Linked DNA regions of Mus musculus: region 1 is linked to region 2. Evidence: chromatin contacts called from ENCODE Hi-C or POLR2A ChIA-PET data. All regions are on one chromosome and are shown on one strand. Each heading gives the region's core, a stretch centred on a gene start or an enhancer-like site at or near the end of the contact. The rest is flanking DNA. Distances are from core to core; before and after follow the strand shown.

Region 1 (2,717 bases), core at 44-2,543, 69 kb before region 2:
TTACTGCCAGCTTTGGGCTTGGGTACAGGTAGTAAGGAAGAAACTAGAAAGGACCAAAGACAGTATCACACTCTGGGAATGGCCAGAGGGGCAGCCCCAATCCCACCAGGTCTATCAGTAGGGCGGCAGAACCTCCTAGAACTGGAGGCCTTCACCAAAGGACAATTTCTTGTGAGCTCTAAGGTAGTCATAGGACATGTGCACAAATTAAGGCAGGTACGGGTGTCCGGGTGTTGGGTGTCTAGGGCCTCAGCTCTCCCGCTCTCCCCCAAAGCTCTTCATAGGCTCGCCACCCCAGCTGCCTCTTCCAAAGGGTGCAGTTCCCCCACAGGACACCAGAATAGACTTGTGCGTCTAGGAGAGACTCTGCACTGAGCCCCTTTTGGGGTTTCTCAAGACCAAATTTAAGAAGCAAAAGGTGCCCTGGACTTGCAGGCTAGATGGATGGTTAAGAACCACCTCCAGACTATTTTGACTCCATTACAGCACAGGCGACGGGAAAGAAATGTCTCCAAAGATCCCAGGTCTTAGCCGGGAGCATTCTCAGGTCGCTAGCCAAACCTGTGCACTCACTCTGTACCCCATCTTGATCACAGGTCTCTCGGGTAAGGTCACGCCTAGGACCTATGCCGCGCGCAAAAGTGGCTCCGCCCGCTGCTTTACGAGCCCCCTCAATCCAGCCGGCCGAGGGGAATCAAGAGCTCCTCAAAGTTTCCGAGAGCCGCCCCTCCCGCCCCCGCAACACATATATACACCCCTGGAAAGACGTTAGCCCGGAGCAAAGTTCCCTGGTGGCTGTAGCCCGAAACATGGCAGGGGAAGAAAAGCTCTCTGTCAGCATTTCATCTGGTGGTTCACCACGGGAAAGGAGAAAAAGGAACGGAGGGAGCTCTTCTGCCTCACCTTCCCTGTTGCTGCACCACCCCTCGTTCACCCGGGGCGGGAAGCTGTCTGCGGGGAACTGGGGCCGAGCGGGTGGGCCGTGCGCCCGCGGCCGCGCTCTTACCTCGGTCAGTGGCCGGGGCGCGGCGCGTCCCGCGTCCTCCAAGCTCCGCGCGGCCGTTCCCGGTCCCGGCCGCCGCTGCGCTGGCTGCATTGCCACCGTTGCCGCCGCCGCCTCAGCGCAGCCCCTGGGAGCGCTCCACGCCGAGGGGCGCGTCGCTCCCGGGCGCTGGGTGCCACCAGCCAGCCATAGGTCGGGGGCGCACGCCCAGACGGCGCCCCCAGCCACTCGGCGCTCGCTCCGGGCTCGCCGCTGGCTTCTGTCGCTCAGTCCCGCGACAAGAAGCGCCGACCCACCCCCTCCCCCGCCGCAGTTATCTGATCCCGGGCAGGGCCGGGCGCGCTCCCCTGAGCCGGGTGTGGGTGTCCTGCACCTCCCAACGGGCTTCGATCGTACAGGGCACCCTCCCCCGGCGACCGTTCTCAGGGAGGCGGTGGCAGCGCAGTCGCGGCGTGGCCGGGGGAAGACGGGGAACGAGGAATGGAGGGCGAGGAGGCGGCGGGAGGCAGAAGCTCTGCGCGCACCCAGCTCCGCGCCCCGCTGCCACAGTAGCCCTTCTCGGTAACTCCTCCAACTCTCCGCCAAAAGCACGCCCGCCCTGCGCCGCGGCGCCGCTGATCCCGCCCACCACCGCCCTGGCCTGGCCCGGTGGCCCCTCTTGGCCCCAGCTGCCCCCCACACGCACCAGCCACTTGCGCACTGGAGCGCGCGCGCGCGAACACATACGCGCGCACGCGCGTGGCACACACACACCCATACACACACATCTTCCTGGGGACACGCGCACACACAGGTGCATGGCGAGCATATAATAAATACTCAGACTACAGGCAGGCAAGGGAATCTGGACGGGCTGCACACAGCAGGATAGCAAGCTCAGGCGACACCTGCACGAGATGCATGTGATGAGGAGCGCGGTGGCTAAGGTGCACAGGTGCAGTCATAGTCACATATGCACATACGGGGTGGGATCAGTCAACACATCCACACAGGCTCGCTTCTGAGCTCACGCGTTCTTTCCCCTTACACACCAAAGCACAGGGTTACAGGCACACCCCATCCTCTTTAAACACCATATCGCTTCTTCCCATCATGTGTTGTATTTAGCTTTCATCTCTTGCTTTTTCTGTGCTCCTCCTTCTGGCCTTTCTGCTGATTTGATTCCATGTGACTCCCCTCCCCTTGCCCACTCTTGTCTGGAAGGCACCCCTGGTACTCTCCTCTCCCAGTCTCCTGGAGCCTATTGTCTGGGCCTCGCCTCCTGCAGAGCCTGGACCTTTCAGCCTAGCAGACAGATCAGCCTAGCTGGCCTCAGGGAAATCCCATTTTATCATAGAGCTGACCCCCAGCTCAACCCTAACACTGAAGAACCAGGTCAAGAAGGCTGGTCTGCAGGCAGAACACAAGCTTCACAAAACTCCCCAGCCCCCTGGTCTCCAGCCTCTCTGTAATGTGAAATATAATTATGCATTTGAATAGCAGAGACACTCGATGCAGGATCCTAGCCAAGAAGCGCAGCTTTCTGGCCACCCAGATGCCCAGGCTCTGGAAGCTTCTTCAGCGCTCTGCAAAACCCACCATCCCACCTCCAGGAGCCGACTCCTCATCCAGACCCCAGAGTCCCCAGAAAACTCTCCCACTTTGGGTTATGCTTACCCTAACTCAACTGAGCAACCCTGAGCGCCAGGTACAACAGCACTGGGTCTCTGGATTC
Region 2 (2,825 bases), core at 213-2,712:
CTAGGTCTTGTGTCCCACATCCTGCCTTCCAGGCCTCACGCAAGCCCTGCCTGACCCAGGCTCAGAGCAATCAGACCCTCCTGGTCCAGTCCCAGAGGCAGAGAAGGAACAGAAATGTTGACAGATAACAACTAAGGGAATGATGTAGATTCTTTGGGGAGGTGGTCTCTGAGCAGACCATCTCAGGGCAAAGTACTGGGGAAGGAGAGAATGACACAAAAATAAAAAGCCAGGCGGCGGGGGTGGTAGCAGGGCCAGCTACGATGGGTAGGTCACCTGGAAGGTAATAGCTATTTTTCTCATTACGGTAACAAAGTGCCTGACAGGATAGTTTAAAGGAGGAGGGTTTAACCTTTGGTCCATTTGAGGGTACAGCTCATCATGGCAGGAAAGGCACAGTGGCCAGAGCTTGAGATGGTGCATCCATGGTCAAGAGGCAACAGGAGACAGACACTGCTACCTCATCTTCCTCTTCATCCAGTCCAGGAAACTGCACCATAGAATGGTGCCACCCGAATTCAGAGTGAGGTCGTCCCACCTCAGGGAGACCAGTCTAGAAACTCCATCACTGTCATGCTTAGAGGTTCGTCTCCTGGGTGAGCCAATGGTCAGCGCTGACTGTTACAGGGAAGTTTTGAGGCAGGAGCTGCAGCACAATTCTGAGGGAGGCAACAATGCTGATATTGAACCAAAGCTGCCAGCCCTGACCTCCAGGAAGGGGTGTCCTGTAAGTGCCACGTGTCCTCCAGAAGCCATTCTAGGACAGGCCTATCTATCTGTAGTGTTTGTGCTGTTTGAGGGCTCTTGTGCAACGCCTGAAACAGAAAGGCCTCTGTGTCCATCAGTCCAGAGACATTAACTCCAAGACTAGAGATGCCTGCTGGTTCCAGCCGCTGCCTGATGGGAAACAGAGACAACGGGTACTCTGTAGGGCCCTGTTAGGTTCCTAATCTCCTGGCCCTGACTCAAGAAGTGTTAATAGGAACAAGAGGGGCCTGCCACTAAGCAAGGAGCCTGGGGTGGGACCTTCGCTGTAGCCATGGGGCCATGCTTTGAAATGTCAATGTGATCTGCACACTGGATGGTGGGCTAAGGTTTCCAAACAGTAAAAGGACCGAAACCACTATTTGCAGCACTATAAAGAGGAATGTGCTGTGAGGCACTAGGCAAATTTCAGCAAAGTGAATTATTAAGTCCTTTGGAGCCCCACGTGGTGGAGAATTGCAAATTGTTATCTGTTCTACAGAGCCTGTCTGGTCAGCCGCGGGACACTCTGTAAAGCGCGCTGCACTCTAGAAGTGGAATGGTTTGCCAGCTACAAAGCCGGCTCCCTCAGCCCTGTGTGAACAGCACTGTACCCTGCAGAATCTACAGAGGCTTGCAGGGCAGGACTAGGTCCAGGCTTTGCCGCCTCCTGGCGGCCAGGGAAAAGGCGATCTGGCCGCAACCTAGACTACTGCAAAGAAGAACCTGCGCATGCGCAAGAAGAAACGCCCGCCCACTTTAGCCTGTGGGTACTCACGGCCAGACATTGGTTCTACCTTTATGTTATTCTTCAACGAAAGTTAACCAAGTCCCTTTAAGGATTGGCAGTTTCCTCTTACAGGAATACAGTAGCAGGGCACATGTGTCCTGATGGCGTTGGGACTGGTGGGCCATTCTTTTAAATCATGCCATCCTGAGACAGGACCCACCAACACAGATCTTGGGGGAAAGAACCAACCTATGTCTAAAGGCGAGAGGCTCCGTGAAACTGTGAACCTGGGAAACTACTGCACAGAGGTGAAGGAAGAGTGGTGACAGAGGCCCCATGGGTTCTGGACTCTCCCAGGCACACCAAGGCCCTGCTGTCAAACTGTGTGGGCTGACTCTCCCCATGGCCCACCTGTGCCTGAAGTTACACTCCAGTCTTCTGACTTGGGCATGAGCACATGAGTCCTTCCTAGCCAGGAGTAACCCTCCAGAGAACTGTGGCTGAGTGCCTGTGTTTGTCAAGCTAGGAGAAGCAGTCACTAGATCCTGATGACCTCATAGAGTAGTGTATGGACACAGGTCCTTTAGGATATTGTCCTGAATCCACCAGTGCCTGAGATGACACATTCCTGCTTACAGGAGAACAGGGGTAACGGGGCCTATGCAAGTCTTCCAGGCAACAGCTCAAGAAGCACAGAGCCATGCTGACCTACCAAGGGCATTTATACCAAGTCGCATCCTCAGAGCCTTCTTGTAGGCATCACTACCTGCCCTCGGCCTCAGCTGGCTCTGACTACGTGTTAGGGAGCTCTCTGGGCACATTCTCTCAGCTTACAGCTGAGATAGCAGTGCAAACAATGTGGAGCCTGCTGCTTCCTACCCGGTCATCTCTACTTCGGGGACCATCACTTGGATGAGTGAGTCAGGTTGCCTCTACAGGGGCCTAGCCTAGGTGGCCATGGAATGAAGCACCTCAGCCCAGCACCTTGAGAGCACCTGTGGCCTGTGGCCAAGTCTGAGGCCCTGGTGGGCTGGCAGCCTCCAGGCCCTAGCTATATTGTCCCGGCATGGTCCCAGAGTAAGGATTCCGCCTAGGGCTCCACAACTCCCCAAGAAAGAGCAGGCTTGCCACAGTCAGTCTCACACGATTTTTTTTTTTTTTTTTAATTAAAACAGCAATAGGTTCCTGCCCAGGAAAAGGCTGGAAGAGGCAGGCCTTTCTTCACAAAAATAGATTTTCTTCTTTTTTTTTAAAAACACCACCAAAGTAAACCTATTAGCTTCCAAGAGCTGGTCACACCTGGAGAGTTGTTACAGCTCCCTCGTGGCTTTGAGCCAAGAGCTTGAGCCAT

Evidence for each region. A loop is a pair of places that touch in the nucleus more often than their neighbours do. ChIA-PET counts read pairs that join two places held with the same protein, here RNA polymerase II (POLR2A).
Region 1: a loop to region 2 is called in a map of gastrocnemius, with 1.9 times the contacts of the local background. The contact joins the promoter of Kcnj12 here to the enhancer-like site in region 2. A Hi-C loop is called at or near these places in 1 of 37 maps with a recorded cell type or tissue (gastrocnemius). POLR2A ChIA-PET finds 5 or more read pairs at or near these places in 1 of 5 experiments (embryonic stem cell).

The regions. Positions count from the first base shown.
Region 1 is chr11:61,021,140-61,023,856 of GRCm38, reverse strand. Kcnj12 (potassium inwardly-rectifying channel, subfamily J, member 12) reads right to left here and starts at 1,293. Exons shown (of 2, transcript NM_001267593.1): 1 at 1,007-1,293.
Region 2 is chr11:60,952,593-60,955,417 of GRCm38, reverse strand. It overlaps Map2k3 (mitogen-activated protein kinase kinase 3), which reads right to left. Exons shown (of 12, transcript NM_008928.5): 12 at 2,607-2,825. Among named protein-coding and RNA genes, the nearest start is that of Map2k3, 22 kb to the right of the region's middle. Within about 2 kb of position 1,462, at least 1 of the 3 ENCODE cell types and tissues checked has a DNase peak (open chromatin) inside an H3K27ac peak, as active enhancers do.